2 separate regions of the Homo sapiens genome follow, and region 2 is linked to region 1. A link is an interaction called in ENCODE POLR2A ChIA-PET data of the cell type or tissue named here. Cell type or tissue: A673. All regions are shown on one strand. Each heading gives the region's core, and the rest is flanking DNA. Links, peaks and the distances in the headings are about the cores only.

Region 1 (8,388 bases), core at 1,815-5,814:
ATTCCTCTACTGTGCAGGTATTTGGGAAGAAGTGGTATGATAGATGGTATTCTACAGCAATGAATTCCTCCCAGCCTGGAGGGCAAGTGTGTGGTTTGTGTGTGGGGGGAGGGGTGGAGGAGTGGGAGGTGAAGAAAAGGTAAGTGAGCAAGAACTCAACTTCGTCATACAAATAGACTAAAAATGTCTAGAAACTGTTGTATCATTTCCTTTTTAGTTCAACCTAACTTTTTTTTAAAACCCTACAATCTCCGCAGTGTAGAAACAACTAGAGAGTATTGAAGATACAATATAACCCTAAACACTTGGGCATAAATTCATTCTTGTTTGTCTTTCTTCTTTATCATCATAGTCTTTTTCTTTTCTTATATGAAGAAAAATCTACAGTTTGCTACAAATATTTGATTCACTTTTATAACAACATAAAATGATAGAAGATAGTACTGGAAATTGAAGTTGATTCTAAAGGAATACAAATCAAAATAATGTTCCGGATGGGCTTTTTGAAACATATTATACAATATCGAGATAATAAGACAATTCTTGATCTGCCTCACTAGGAGCCTAAAGTGCTATACAAGCAGTATTTTCACAGTCTCAGTGCTCTCTCCCTACCATTCATCCCTCACTATCATTTACTTCGTGGCTTTCTGAAATGGTGTTTCCTGGCCATACAGGGTATCTTAAATTTGTGTTTACTCCATCAAAAATAGCAACACATTTTGTATCAAACAAAGTCCTAATGACTTAGGTTGGGCATGTATTATTTTTTCTTGACTGGAAATAACTAAAACATGAAAATAAAAAGAAATGTTAGATTCTTAAAGATGTAAACAATTGCTCTAATGAGTAACAAATATTGAGAATTGATGTCCTGAAAGATAGGGCTCACTTCCCTACAGCTGATGCATCAGCTGATCTGACTTAGCACAGTCTGTGAATCAATGTCATTGTTGTTTTTATTTGCAGGGATGTGGAGAGGAGAGTAAGAGGATAGTTTCTGAGAGTCTAATATGGACAAAAGTTACAAAAACATCAGGCTCCAAAGGCAAGTAGTAGTTCCTGATTATATCTGTTAATGACTCTCAGGCAAAGAAAAGTAATTGTTGTGCAGTCTATGACATTACAGCAATGGTGACAGCTCTACATATTTATCTCATTTAAATTTTTTAACTACTCTGTGAGTTATTAGATGTCAGCAGTCCATTTTACAGATGAGGGAACATAGGCTGAAAGAGAATCAGTGACTTAGTCTAATGTTACAAACTGAGCAACCACAGAGCCAAGATTTGAAGCATCATCTGTCTCCTTTCAAAATCTGTATTCATTCTCCTCTAATGTTATGTCTTATCTCAACACTATTCTTTATCTTTATCTTTGTTTACATAAGTCCTAAGTCATGCTACCTTCTAATCTCATAGAATCAGAGTAACTGAATGGATTTCCCAGAGAACCTGACTCTGTCCATTAGGGTTAGATGAAGAGAGAACAGTCATTTAGCTGCCATTATAATTGTTAGTAACTGTTGCAGAATCCCTAAGGTGAAATTATTTCAGTTTAAATAATACAGAATTATGGCAGATAATTTGATTTTTAACAATTTTTTTACAAATAAAACAAAAACCAATGCCCTTATTTTCATTTTACAATCAGCAGAAAGGGTCACACACTAGAATAACATTCATCATGCTCTAGCTAAAAAAAAAAAAAAAAAAAAAAAATTATACCTGAGTTTGCAATTTGCAATGACATCTCACTTTTGAAAGGGATCAAGCACACTTGGTCCACAATTGAAGACCACAAATAGGGGGAAAAAATGGAGTTGTAAATTTCTGTCACCTTTCTCTTCAACCATTATTTTACAGGGCTCCAAAAATTTACATAGATTACATATAAATGATTTTTTAGTTTGTGCTATTATTTATTGAAGGGATAAAAATTAATCATAATTCTTGCTCACACTCATAGGATATTAGTGATGAAAATATCTTTGGGCATTTTCTAGTTTAATTACCTCCCCCCACAATTTTAAAAACAAGGAAACAGTGGCTCAATGAAGTAATGTGGATTCATAGAGTAACTTGGTTGTGAGTGGTAATTAAGTTCTGAGGATTTTTCCAAGGAACTATCTATTCTGAACTAAAAATTGAAAAAAATTACCCATCATAGGATTTCTAAGCCAACTTGGTGACACCTTAAAGAGCAATGTCTTTTAACATTAAGTTTTGCAAGACAGTGTATGTCTGCAAATCGTGGGAACTACATACAGGGTTAAATATCCTGAACAAAGAATACTAGGGCTAGAAGATGACATTTAGTTTCTGGTTTACAAAAGACACTTCTGTTTTACACTATTATCCTCAGGGAGTGATTAATAGCGCTTTTTTTTTTCCTATCAAAAGTTTCTTGGTTTGGGCAACAAATTTTATTGTTTCACAAGTTACCCTAGTCTTTGTTATTGGTATCTATAATTCTTTACCTAGATATGTAACATCACGTATTAAAGGAAAAATGACATTGTATAGGAGAGCTTAGCCATTACTTTCAATTTAGTGTGAAGAAATTTATCAAATCTCTTTTGTCTGATGCCTGAACTATAATCGATTTTTTGAATGAGTGGGATGGCAGAACAAAAGAACACTGGCACCAAAAGGCCAAAAAATATATAAATAAGTAAAAAAGAAAGAAAAATGGGATGAAGAAAAATGAGAAAAGTGTTCACCTGTCTTCCAATTTTGCCCATGGATAGTCTGGATTATAGGTATACTAGGACTTTTCATTTCTACTGACAAAAAGATCAAGTAATGTAAATTAAATAGGAGGGTTTAAGACTTGAGTATTAGGGGCAAATGGCTTGTAAAAGGTCATCTGAACTGCCATAAAGGAAAAATCATGGACATTTACTTGACCTTACACAGACAAATATGTGTGCATGTTTGTGCTGTTGTATACAAAAATATTCACTTAAGATGGCTTCAGGGAAGGGGAGAGAGCCAAGATGAGCCATTGAAGAGTTTTATAATTCAATCATAAAAATAAAATGAAAAAAAATGATGATTTACTGAAAATAGGGTAAGCCTATGATAGCTGTTTTAATTGAGTGCATTTGGCAGGAAAAAATATCTTTAACAGAGCCAATACATTTAAAGCACCTTGTATTCACTCCTCCCTGTCACAATAAAGATAATTATTTTTTATTTAAAGTTAGAGGAAATGAGCCTGTTTTCATCTTAATGTACTTCACATTATGCCTGTATAAGGAGGAAATCCATAAGTTATAGAGAATCAAAATATTGCTAGGGTTTTCTGCATATTTATCAAGACAAAACATTTCCCTAACACTTAAGGTTGGGAAGACAATATTCTGTTCAGGGAAACGACCTCACAATTCTTGTAGTCTATGGTATGAATTATTATTTCATAATACAATATTTCAATATTTTCCCATGTAATTAAATTAGCAAATGTATTTTATACAACATAGGATCTAAGCTACAGAGTGATTGGCATAAATTCTATTCCTGTGTTACACTATAACTACTTTGTTATCTCCCTGTTTATCTGCCAAGAAAGTAGTTATAATCAGAAGGCTTTTCCATGTTCAGTTTTCTTGAAGAATAAACATAAATTAATACAAAATAAATCTAAGTTTTATATTATAGTTGTTTGGATGAATGAACATTCAATCTTCTGTTTAATAACACCTACTAATGGTTGTTTTCGTTTGCTGTACATGGCTGTCATCCTCAATGATTTTTGTTTCTGAAGAATATGTTAAATATACAGTTCCTTATATGCAAAACTAAAAATGTTCCTGCTTTGAAAGCCATGTGTTTGTGGAAGAAATGTATTAATGACATCTGGGGTATAATTTCAGGGAAAATAAACATGCCTAAATGAATAGGTCATAACTTCCGTATTTCCTCTCAATTTATTTTACTGTATTGTTAAAGAAACTCTTAGAAATTCTTGGTAAAGGCCATCATCGGCTTTTTATTTTAGAGTGGGGAACTTGGCTATAGAAAATTACTTAATAGCTCACTACTTAAGGTTTCCAAGACAACATTTCAACATTGGATTTGACATAGATTTCTTGAGCAACACCCCACAAGCACAGGCAATCAAAACAAAAATAGACAAATGGAATAATATTGAGACAGGATAGTTCCCCTGACCAGTTTGTGGGACTCATGAAGGGGTGGCTTGCTTACTCAGCCCGCAGTGCTCAAAACCCTTGTGGGAGTAGGAGCACACAGGTGAGAAGGTGCAGGAGCAGGGGCAAGTAACTTTGGGCGCCGCCCCCCCGCCCCACATACAGGCCTGTGGCAGTGTCTACAGGTTGCATGCGACCTCTGGATCCTGAAAGGGTGAGTGTTACAGTGTACTCTTTGTTTTGCTGTCTGTGGATGGCTTAAGTGTTAAAACAGCTCAGTGGAGAGTCAGTGTGACAGCGTCTTGCACCCATACCTGGGTCCTTGTCCTCTCATTCCAAGAGGAATGAGGTCACAAGGACTTGAAGGATGGTGAACATAGAAATTTTATTGAGTGGTGGAAGTGGCTCTCAGTAGGATGGAAAGCTGGCAAGGGGATAAAGTGGGAAGGCGGCCTAACCATCCCCGGCTGAACTCCTCTCTGACCGTTGTCTCTGATGTCCAGCTGCTTCTTCTCCTCTCAACGTTCAGATGCTTCTTTCTTTTGTGTGTGTGCGCTGAGTTTGGGATCTGGGGTTCTTATGAGCACAAGATAGGGGGCATGGTAGGCCAAAAGGCAACATTTGGTTGGGAAAACAGGGAAGTGAAGTTCTCACTTAGGGCCACAAATTCAGGCTTGAGGGTGGAGCCCTTGCCAGGGACTCCGCCCTCTTTTACCCAATATTTCCCTGCTTCCTGTTCATATCAATATCAAGTTAAAAAGCTTCTGCATAGCAAAGGAACCAATCAAGAAATTGAAGAGACGATCCACAGAATAGGAGAAAATATTTGCAAACTACCCTTCTGAAAAGGGATTAATAACCAGAATATATAAGGAGCTCAAACAGCACTATAGGAAAAAATTGAATAATCCAGTCAAAAATGGGTTAAAGATCTGAGTAGACATTTCTTAAAATAAGACACAAAATGGCAAACAGGCATATGAAAAAGGTACTCAACATCGCTGATCATCAGAGGAATACAAATCAAAACTACAATGAGATATCCTGTCACCCCAGTTAAAATGGTTTTTATCCAAAAGACAGGCAATAACAAATGCTGATGAGGATATGCAGAAAAGGGAACCACTGTGCACTGTTGGTGAGAATGTAAATTAGTACAACCACTATGGAGAACAGTTCAGAGGTTTCAAAAAAAAAACTAAAAACAGAGCTACCATATAATCCAGCTATTCCACTGCTAGGTAGATACTCCCCCAAAAAACAAAGCAGTATATTGAAGAGATACCTGCACTCCTATGTTTATTGCAGCACTGTTCACAATAGTCAAGATTTGGAAACAACCTACATGCCCACAAACAGATGAATGGATAAAGAAAATGTGGTACATATACACAGTGAAGTACTATTCAGCCATAAAAAAGATGGCTGATCCCATCATTTGCAGTGACATGGATGGAACCAGAGGTCATTATGCTAAATGAAATAAGCCAGGCACAGAAGGACAAACTGATCATGTTCTCATTTATTTGTGGAGGATAAAAATTAAAATAGTTCATGAGACAGAGAGTAGATGATGAGTTTGGGAAGGGTAGGTGGAAGAGGGGGAGGTGGTGATGATAAATGGGTACAAATAATAGAGTTAATAAGATATAGTATTTGATAGCACATCAGTGTCACTATTGTCAGTAATAATTTAATTGTACATTTTGAAATAAATGAAAGAGTACAACTGGACTGTTTGTAATACAAAGGATAGATGCTTGAGGTGATAGATACCCCATTTACTCTGATGTGACTATGACACATTTTATGCTTTTATCAAAATATTTCATATACCCCATAAATATATATACCTACTCTGTACCCACAATAATTATAAATTAAAAAAAGACAGCATTCCATTTCACTAAAAGTGTGACTTTAACTCAAAGTGTTTTTCTCTTTTATTAAATTGAACACAAGGCATGAATAAAATTATCCAGCTATCTCTGTATCACATGCATATTGTTGAACTTTAGAAATGGTGTTACAAACTGGTTAAAAATGACTAAAATTATTGTTTATACACACTTAATCCAAACTAACTCTGCTGATGAGATACAAAGGCAAAGTGGGTGGATTTGTTCCACTAATAAAAATAACCCTAGCTGACTCTCTTTTTTTTTGGGGGGGGGGGACGGAGTCTCGCTCTGTTGCCCTGGCTAGAGTGCAGTGGCGCCATCTTGACTCACTGCAAGCTCCGCCTCCTGGGTTCACGCCATTCTCCTGCCTCAGCCTCCCGAGTAGCTGGGATTACAGGTACCCACCACCACGCCTGGCTAATTTTTTGTATTTTTAGTAGAGATGGGGTTTCACCGTGTTAGCCAGGATGGTCTCGATCTCCTGACCTCTCGTAGTCTGCCCTCCTCGGCCTCCCAAAGTGCTGGGATTACAGGTGTGAGCCACCATGCCTGGCCCCCTAGCTGACTCTTAACCTCAGCTCTTTCTCCTTTCAAATCATATACTAGAGTAGCAAACAACATAGTGAAAACAATATTGACATGAGAAACGTATAGATTCTGCTTTCCCTATGATGAAAGGCTTATAACATATTTTTTAGTCATTGGAATTCTTCTTTGTTAATGCTGAAATCATATATCTAAAATGAACCACAATTCCTTAAATACCATAGCATGCATTTTCTCCTTCAAAAGTTAGCTTATAACACTGTTGCTTGTTTGAACAACAAACTGATTAAAACTAGAAAACTACAGTAAAATTGAAGAAGTAAATATTTTTATTACATATTATTATTTTTTATTATTTTTAATGAGTAAAAATTGGTTGATCCACTGGAATTTTTTTAAAGAAGCCTAATTCAACACAGTGCTTATTGGGGTCATAGATTGCAAATAAAAGTCACATGAAAAATTAATCTTTACCTTTGAGTCATATATTAGAGTAGGAAATAACATAATACAACTGTGTCAACATGAATAACTAACTAATTCTGCTTTCCCTGTTTGAAAGGCTTATAACATATTTTCAAGTCATTGAAATTATTTCCAATGCTGAAATCATATATCAAAATAATATACAAAATATACAATATTGTATTACATTCACAATGTATTTTGTTAAAAACTTTTAAAAAATAATCAGGAAAGTAGCAGAATAGAAAGCTCAAAGCCCTTTTATCCATCACAGAAAACAAACACTAAAATAAATAGATAAACTTATAGACTGATTTATATAATTTAATAGTATATCTGATAGTCAAAAATCTACAGAAACCAAGCAAATGCCCAATCAAGAAAAAGCCACATTAAAAATGGTAAGAAATTTCATAGTGTTTTACTTGCCTTTGCCCCATTCTTTATCCTATGTTGTGCTTCACAGGTGGAAGATGATGTCAATACCCAGTTCCCTCACTTGGACCAGAAAGAGCGAAGTAGATCATATTTGCAAGGTTATAACCAGTGTGAGCACTGCCAAGGCACTAGTTTCTCACTCTCCTTACTTGGAACTCAGAAGAGGAAACAGTAGTATAGTTGGGATCTTAGGCTAGAAACCATGTAAACCAGTGGCATGCATGCAAAAACTGCAGGAGAGAGGGGAAGTTGCAGGTCCACAGAAACTGAAGGTAAGAGATTATTGGGAAATAATACAGTAGAACATCTAAGGCCCCAAGAAGAAGCTGAGTTGAGACTCCTTGAAACATAACAGGGTCTGTGAGTGACATCTGCAAGTTGGTAGATTAGAAAGCTCCAAGCCCTTGTTTACCCACAGGAACATTAAAAACAACAGACTGACTAATACAGGTTTTTAGGAGCTCTGGAAAGCAATCACAGTTCTACAGTATTTATAAGAGGGAAAAGCATACACACATGCTCAGACAGAATATATGCTCAGAAAAGGTCTCAGAGGACTTTATGTGTTCATATTACATTGATTAGTAAGTTTTCCCCTGCACAGAGCCAGTGTGCAAAAACTGAGGGATGTGGCCTCTTTTTTAAATGACCAAATTTCAACAAAAATATCATAAAGCATTCAAAGAGATAGGGTAATACGGTCCATCAAAAGGAACAAAGTTAACTTTCAGAAACTGTCTCTAAAGAAACACACACATCAGCCTCACTAGATAAGACTTTAAAATAATTGTCTTAAATATGCTCTAAGAGCAAAAGAAGAATGTGGAGAAAATTCAAGGAAGTAGAGAAACAATATATGAACATAATTAAAATATCGATAAATAT
Region 2 (8,388 bases), core at 2,310-6,309, 710 kb after region 1:
CGATGTGAGGGGACAATGAGGTTGGGAGTTAGAGACCATCCTGACCAACATGATGAAACCCCATCTTTACTAAAAATACAAAAACTAGCTGGGTGTGGTGGTGCATGCCTGTAATCCCAGCTACTCGGGAGGCTGAGGCAGGAGAATCACTTGAACCTGGGAGGTGGAGGTTGCAGTGAGCCAAGATCATGCCACTGCACTCCAGCCTGGGCTACAGAGCAAGACTCCATCTCTAAATAAATAAATAAAGGCAAAACATATCTCAGTGTTCATTATTCACTGGCATCAATGGACTACTATTTTATATTATCCTTTGTTGATATAAAAATATTACTATATACAATCCTAATTCTGTTGCGGTTTCACTGCTTCTAGAAGATTGCATGCTTTATTGAACACTTTGTGCACCTGCTCTAAAATGTAACATTAAATAGTGGCATCTCACAGAGTGCTCAGAGGCTGCTCATAACCAACTTCTTTAGATCGTATCTCCGAGATTTTTTTTTTTTTTTTTTTTTTGAGACGGAGTCTCGTTCTGTCACCCAGGATGGAGTGCAGTGGAGCGATCTCGGCTCACTGCAACCTCCACGTCCCGGGTTCAAGCGATTATCCTGTCTCAGTCTCCTGAGTAGCTGGGATTGCAGGCACACACCACCACGCCTGGCTAATTTTTGTATCTTTAGTAGAGACGGGGTTTCACCATGTTGGCCAGGATGGTCTCGATCTCCTGACCTCGTGATCCACCCACCTCAGCCTCCCAAAGCCGATAATTTTTTTAAAAAGCGTATATGAGGACTTCAAAGGAAATAATATTTTTTTAAAAAAGAGTAAATCTTTAAATTCTTTTATCACAGCATGCCACTTTCTTTCTTTTTCCCTGAACTTATTTTTCATGCTTAATTTCACAGAGGTAAAGCACTAAACCCTAGGCAGCAGTCCCTCTACCTTGGTATTTATTCAGGAATCCTTACTGAGGACATCTTATGGCTCAGGCTGGCACCAAGTCCTCGATCTGCACATACTCCATCCAAAAATCTTTTGTGTGAGAGACAGATATTTACTGAGCACCTAGGAAGTTTCTGGCATTTTAAACATATTATCACATTTCATATTCATAACAATCCATTGGGTAATTATGATTACTCCCATTTTATACATGAGAAAAATTGGGCTCTGAGAAGACAGACAACTAACCAAAAGTCACCTTGCCTCCACAGTGTTTTCTGTTATCTTCTCTCACTCTTGTTTTCCCCTGATCCTGCTACCAGACTGATCTTGGTGATCTCAGAGACAGATGTCCTTTGTTGAGACTAAAATTGAGCTAATACCCGAAACATAGCTAGTTAGAGAAGGTGGTGAAATAACAGACACGTGGTAAGGACATGTGTTTCCCTCCCCTTCCTTTGACTTTGTTCTCCCTCTTTACAATCCCTGTCCCCTACACATGCACACACTCACAGTTGGGCTAAGAATAGGACTAAGAGCATGGAGCTTCTCTCCAATGTCCCAAGTGGGTAAGAAGCTTGTATTATGCAAACTGTGCTTAATCTTGTGTGTCTCTCCTTATAGTTGTGCTCACAGGAAAGAGCTTATCTAATTACATTCTGTGCAGGAAATCTAGCATCTAAGAAAGAAGTAAAAATATAATAATTTGTTTGTAAGAATTTCAGCCCCTAGGCAATGTACTAGGAAGTACAGAAGTATGAGACAACTATCAAGGTAAAGATGGTATAGAAAAATATACATGAAATTTCTATAAGCTTCAATGCAACTTTTTACTTTTGCTTTCTGACAGACTGACAAGAACCAGCAGCAGTAAGAGAAAAGGAGTTATCAAATAATTCCTTTCTCTGAAGACAAAATTTATCATTTGACTGACAAGGAAGAATTCGAATCAAGAGAAAAGTTTAAGCAACACCGAAAAGGATTGGGTGTTTTAGCCCTAGCCAGTCAGTTGGCCAAAGTCTACCTCTGACTCAGCACATATATAATAAATGCTCAATGCTTAATGAGCATGACCACCACAAATAAATGAGGGTCAATGAACAGAGCATTAAAGTATAGGTCAGCAAGTCTTAGTTCTTCAGGATAAATATTACACTAAAAAGAAAATAACCTGTTTCTTCCACTTAAAAAATGTGATGTAGTAAGTGTAGCCATAAAGATAAATGAATTAGTAAATATTGTAATCACAGCTATGACTAATTTTATAGCACTTCTAGATTACAAAAAATTTTTCCCAATAGAATATATACTTACAAAATCAGACCAATCTTTCACTGGAATTTATAGTTTGTCCCATTTTATGTAAGAGGAAACTGAAGTTTAGAGAAGTTAATGTGCTTTTCAAAATTTGCACAGCCAGTAGAACAAGCCTGAGCATAGTCAAAATTTTACGGTAGTTAATTAAACTTCAGGAGCCTTATTTTCATTGACTTTTCACAAAGTCCTGTATCTAATTTTGTATTAGCATTCTTAAAGAAGGCTCCCAAAATGTACAATCTTCAGGAACCCAGAAAAAAAACATGGATATGTCCCCAGAGGTGAAACCATTACCCAAATCTTATCCCAAATCCAAGACTTGAAAAATAATATTTAAGAAGATTTTATGTTTTTACTTCTTAGTTTCTTTTCCACTAATCATGATGTTGATTCTTCTTTCCCAAAACCATAATACTTTAGGTATTCTTAGTCTCTTGGAATATTTAGGTTGAGGATAAAAGGGATTTATCTCCTAAGGGCCCTACAAAGAACAGTGATGAATATAGTGTCAGTATCATCATGTTGAAAATTGTCCCCAAATTCTCTGACAGAGGAATAGTACTTGGCTACATTAAAATTGACCCCTTCTCTCTTTCTCACCAAGCTCCACACCTTCATAATCATATCCTTTTCTAAACAGTTTACAAGTATTAAACATCTTCTTCCACAATTACCTCTCACCTTCTCTTCCACTTTTGGTATTTCTATTCTATCCCTTCCATTTTTTTTTTCTCTGCTCCTTTTTTCCTAATACTTTTATTTTATTTATTTATTTATTTATTTTTGAGGTGGAGTTTCACTCTTGTTGCCCAGACTAGAGTGCAGTGGTGTGATCTTGGCTCACTGGAACCTCCGCCTCCTGGGTCCAAGTAATTCTCCCACCTCAGCCTCCCAAATAGCTGGGATTACAGACATGCACCAGCACGCCCAGCTATTTTTTGCATTTTTAGTACAGATGGAGTTTCACCATGTTGGGCAGAGTGGCCTCGAACTCCTGACCTCAAGTAGTCTGCCCACCTCCGCCTCCCAAAGTGCTGGGATTATAGGCCCATTTTTTTCCTAGTCTAAGCCCTTATTCTCTCTTCATTGCTCTGGCCTTGAATTTATTTATACATTCATATATTTATCTATCTATTTGCTCATTCAATCAATTAACAAGTATGTACCAAGCACCAATAACATGTTATCATTGTACTAAGCATAGAGGAGAGTGTTGGTGAACCAAGTCAGCAGTCATCACTGCCTTCATTATCTTATACTGTAGCAAAAAAAAGACAGTAAAAAAAATCAACAACAAAATGTATGTATAACTTCCACTGTTGAACACACAAATTGTTATGAACTATACGAGACACTTTGGAAACTATGTATATAGGGAAGGAAACCTCCTCTGATGACAAGTGAAGAGAAACTTCCTCAAATAAGTAACTTTTGAGCTGAGTTCTAAAGGATGTGTTGGAATTAACTAAGCACAGAGTTAGAGCCACCAGGAAGAGGAAAGGAAACAGTAAAACCCAGAAGATCAAAGGATTATCACAATTAAAAACCAGAGGAGCTGGGTTCAGTAATGAGTGCCTATAATCCAAGCCACTCAGGAAATGGAAGTGAGCAGGAAGACCACTTGAACCCTGGAGTTTCAGGCTAGACTGGGCAACATAGCAAAATCCCATCTCTAAAATAATTAATTAATTAATTAATTAATTACCCAGAGGAAGGCTTCTGTGGCTAGACTCAAAGGGATATAGGCTGAGCTGGTTGAGGCTATTGACATAGGCAAAAATTAAACCACTTAGGGCCAAGAGACCTTGTTAAAGATGCTGGTCTTTACTTACTAGAAAAGTAACGTGATAAAATGTTCCTTCTTACTGTAAATATATATATATATATATATATATATATATATATATATATATATGTTTCACTCCTTGCTCCATGATTCTATTATTCATGGCCTTTAAGCAAAACAGGCTGACAAGGTGGACTTCTGGGCAAGTATTGCTGCCTATAGTCCCAGGGAGGCTTGTTTCCCCCAAAAACACAGTTGCATTCTCAATTAACCTAGATATCTTTCTAGGACTCTAAGGAATACATAGAATGCTTAGTTCCTAGTCATTCTGAGCATTTATTTATTTATTGAGACAGAGTCTCACTCTGTCACCCAGGCTGGAGTGCAGTGGTGCAATCTCGGCTCACTGCAACCTCCGTTTCCAGGGTTCAAGCAATTCTCCTGCCTCAGCTTCCCCAGGAGCTGAGACTACACATGTGTGCCACCATGTCTGGCTAAATTTTGTATTTTTAGTAGAGACAGGGTTTCATGATGTTGGCCAGGCTGGTCTTGAACTCCTGACCTCAGGTGATCCACCCGCCTCAGCTTCCCAAAGTGCTGGGATTACAGGCGTGAGCCTCCGTGCCTGGCCCATGAGCACTTATTTCTGAGTGCTTGTATGTGCTATTAATTCCCTAATATATATCCTAAAAAATGTATATTTTTGCAGTATATTTCCATGGTAGCTTACAATACAGTAAGTTATAACATCTTAAAATATAGAATAAAGTTGGCCCTTGGCAAAACTCCACATTATATTTTCAAGTCATTGCTATAATAGGAACTTCTGAAGTTTTACAATGATTTAGTTTCAAAATCAAAACTTAAAATTCAATTAGCAGTTAAAAGGGAGCAACTCAGTTAAATAGCCTTTATTGAAAAACACATTTATTTCATGAACTTGAGTGAATAAAAACTTCAAAAAGATCAGTAAGTAGGTAGATAGGAGGAAGGCAGCAGTAAAGAACAGAAGGATGGCATATAGTGGGGACCTTATAATTGCAATTTCAATCATTTATCTCAGCACCAAGGAAAACACTCTGCCCCCTGCCTCTTTCACATACATAAACATGACAATGGAGAGCAACAAGAATATCTGGTAGATTTTTCGCTTCCATTTTCTACCCCTATCAATAAATGACTATTGGAGCCTGTGGCTCTGTGAAACAAGATTATCATCAACAGGAATGCATATATGCATCTATTAGATTTTAGACCCTTTAGCAAGTGATAGTTTCCCACGTTATACATGCGAGGCAAATATATTTTCAAGCTTGGTTGAATGTATATCCTTCTACATTTTATTCCTTACAGACATTATCCTGGTTTAAGCAAGTTAACAATGGGTCCAGAAACCAATAATTCTAAAATCCAGACTACTGTAGCAGGCAAAACACCATATAAATCCTATATGTCTCTCCTGCATTCTTAATCACCCTACAGCATCAAATATCATGGATAAAAAAGATGTCCTGTGTCTCTAGGTTTCTCCCCCTATATGTGATCACACACTTTTTCAAAGCTTTTAAACCGTGTTCCCCTACACATACCTTCCCCCATGAAGGAATCACTTCTTAATTATAAAGAAGTTTGGAAATGCTGAAGGTATCTGAAAACATCTCGTTCATTTCTATCAAATAACAACTAAAGGGAAAATAGGCAAAGAAAGCAAAATCAGTGGTACAAGTGTTTAATGATATTATGACTACAATATCCAAGATCGCAAAATAACAGTAAGGGAAGAAATGAAAGAAAGAATAACCAAACACAAACAAACAACAACAAAACAAAACAAAATTTCTCAGAGAGGAAAAGGTTACGTACATTTTGTAAAATTGGTTGGGATTTTATCTATTCTATTAATTTCCTGATATGGTGGTTCTGGTTAGAATTTACTCCTTAAATGCAAGATCAACATATGCTGAAGGAATACTTTGTATTCACAGTGGGAAAGTAACTGCTATGTGTATTAAAAATTGGACAGCATTTATACAGAGCAAGATGTAATAGAAAGAATGAGTTTGGGAATTACAAAGAGTGGATTCAAATGCCAGCTCTGCCACTAATTAGTAGCGTGACTTTGAACAATTTATCATATGTACAAAAAGCGTAGTTTCCTTATCTATGAAATAGAAGCAAAAGGTTGACCTTATGGAGTTACTATGAAAATCACCAATGGGTTCTTTGTAGAAAAGAGTAGACATTCTAACACAAAGTGACTTTATTATTAAAATTATATTTTCTATTATAGTGCTTAAGTTGACTCCATCACTTACGTATCATCAAAGTATTAAAACTACTTACGTAGCAAACTTTAAATTTGAAAAAAAAAGTTTCCAGCATTTTCATGTTTGATGATTTATTACTTGGAAAGTGTCATATGAAAAGTATAAATATCAGTCAGACATTACAGTTTTCTTAGCTTCCATGATAATATGAGGACCACAAAACAAGTTGAAAGGATTCTTTGAGTTTAGTGAGAATCCAAAAACAATCCTAGAAGGAAAAAGAGAAGAGGCAACTGAAGTTGAAATAAACTGATGTACTAGGAAACAAAGTACATCAAGAAATAGACTTAACAAAGAAATCAAACAATAGACTTTCTTGAGACAGTCCACAAGATTTTAGAGCCAGCCAATGTGACGTACCACACAGCCCAGACAAACAGCCCCTGTCTTGAATTTGTATTCCTCTGAGTATTAAAAAAAAGGTGAGCTATCTATTAATTACCATAGACAACAAAAGAAAAACAAACACATTAATGAGTAATGCATTTATTGAAGTCAGGTTAAAGAAAGAAAAAGTAAATATTTCAAATGCCAGACTCCATGCAGTTTTGAGGGCTGTTGACACTATGGTCTCTGTGAATAACACCCCCTGGAGCTGCATAGTACACAGCCTACATGGCCATGGGGGTGGCCCTGAGTGCGCCCACCTATGAAAATTGTTATACAGAATATAGAAAGAAAATAAATAGAAAGATGAATTTTGAGGTGAGTATCATAATTTGCCTTGCAAAAGGCTTTCATTTTATAAAACACCATATGACCAGTAGTCTTTAAATGGCAAGTACCCACAACGCATTTAAAATGATTCCATTTACAAAACATCACAGGGAACGTAACTTTTCAGGAACATATCTCTAACATAGCCAGAGATTAGAAATAACAATAAGTTAGAAAAAAAGCCTCATGGATAGGAACCTGTCCAGCAGGAACCAAGATGTAGGATCCAAGTGTTAGGTATGGTAAGATTTAAGCAAGAGGTGCATATAAGATTAATAATAAACATAAGCCTAGAACAAAGCTTGAGTTAGAACTACTAGAAAAAAAAATTAAGTTGAGAGGCCAGGCTGGAAAAGGTAATTACTACAGATGTTAAAACTGGCTCTTCCCAGGATGACTAAATAAACTCACTAGTTCTCTAACTCTCTTAACAGGGAAAAATGCTGACCAATGACCTTCACATATCACAAAGCCAGCAAGTGAATCAAAGGTGGGCCAACAGATTACTCTTTTTTGGTTTAAGCATTCCACCTGTTAGCCAAGGAAAGAAATGAAGAAGTAAATCTGTAGGTTTTTTTTTTTTTCATTTGTTTCCTTCCTTCCTTCCACTAATCTAGTCTGTGACTCGCTCATCGATAGCTATGAGTAACATGGCATCAGAAGACAACTCTACAGCATTTCATATTTTCAACAAAATAGTGTAACTGATTTTAGAGTTTTAAATCATTCCTTCAAGGAAGTAGATTAAAGAAGAGATAAAAATCCACCAAAATTAGCAGACCATCCAAACATACTGAGATACAAAACTAGAGCTATTCATATCTCAATGAATAGTGACACCTACTTAGGATATGCAGACTAAGAAATCCATGACAGAAATATGTGCAAAACCTGCATGTGGGCAAAAAACAATGCAAAATAAAACTAGCAAATGACAAACAATAAACCCAGGATGTGAAGTATGCTCATATTACCAGAAAGAAAATAAAAGGAAAAGCAATGAGAACTTGTAAACGATAAAATAGTACCTAGAATGCCAGGGACAATTAATTTTCTATTTCCAATGCAACAAAGAGATGAACTGCCACAGCCCAGAGACAAGAGATTTTGTTTGAGTAAGCTAAGAAATTATTTACCCAAAGAAATATCCTTTTGAATGAAAAAATTAACCAGTAACTCTTCAATGAACAGTGAAAGAACTATGTCCCAACATCACTCTGATCACATGAAGAAATGAAGCCATGGGTGGAGACAACTCAGAACCTTGGAAGACCAGCCGGATGGTGCCAGTAACAT

The links. Peaks named below come from ENCODE experiments on the same cell type or tissue, not always from the same donor. Only the 100,000 strongest peaks of a DNase experiment are listed, where the experiment ranks them.
Region 2: POLR2A ChIA-PET joins it to region 1 with 5 read pairs; 1 of 35 experiments calls an interaction of 5 or more read pairs at or near these places.

Annotation. Positions count from the first base shown.
Region 1 is chr9:28,460,718-28,469,105 of GRCh38, forward strand. The region is part of intron 4 of LINGO2 (leucine rich repeat and Ig domain containing 2); the gene reads right to left. Among named protein-coding and RNA genes, the nearest start is that of MIR876, 400 kb to the right of the region's middle. In A673, for the core only: no CTCF peak of the experiment used is centred there; a DNase peak (open chromatin) is centred at 3,924.
Region 2 is chr9:29,175,026-29,183,413 of GRCh38, forward strand. All of the region lies in intron 1 of LINGO2 (leucine rich repeat and Ig domain containing 2), which reads right to left. Among named protein-coding and RNA genes, the nearest start is that of LINGO2, 34 kb to the right of the region's middle. In A673, for the core only: no CTCF peak of the experiment used is centred there; no DNase peak of the experiment used is centred there; H3K4me3 peaks cover 31 bases; H3K27ac peaks cover 1,039 bases.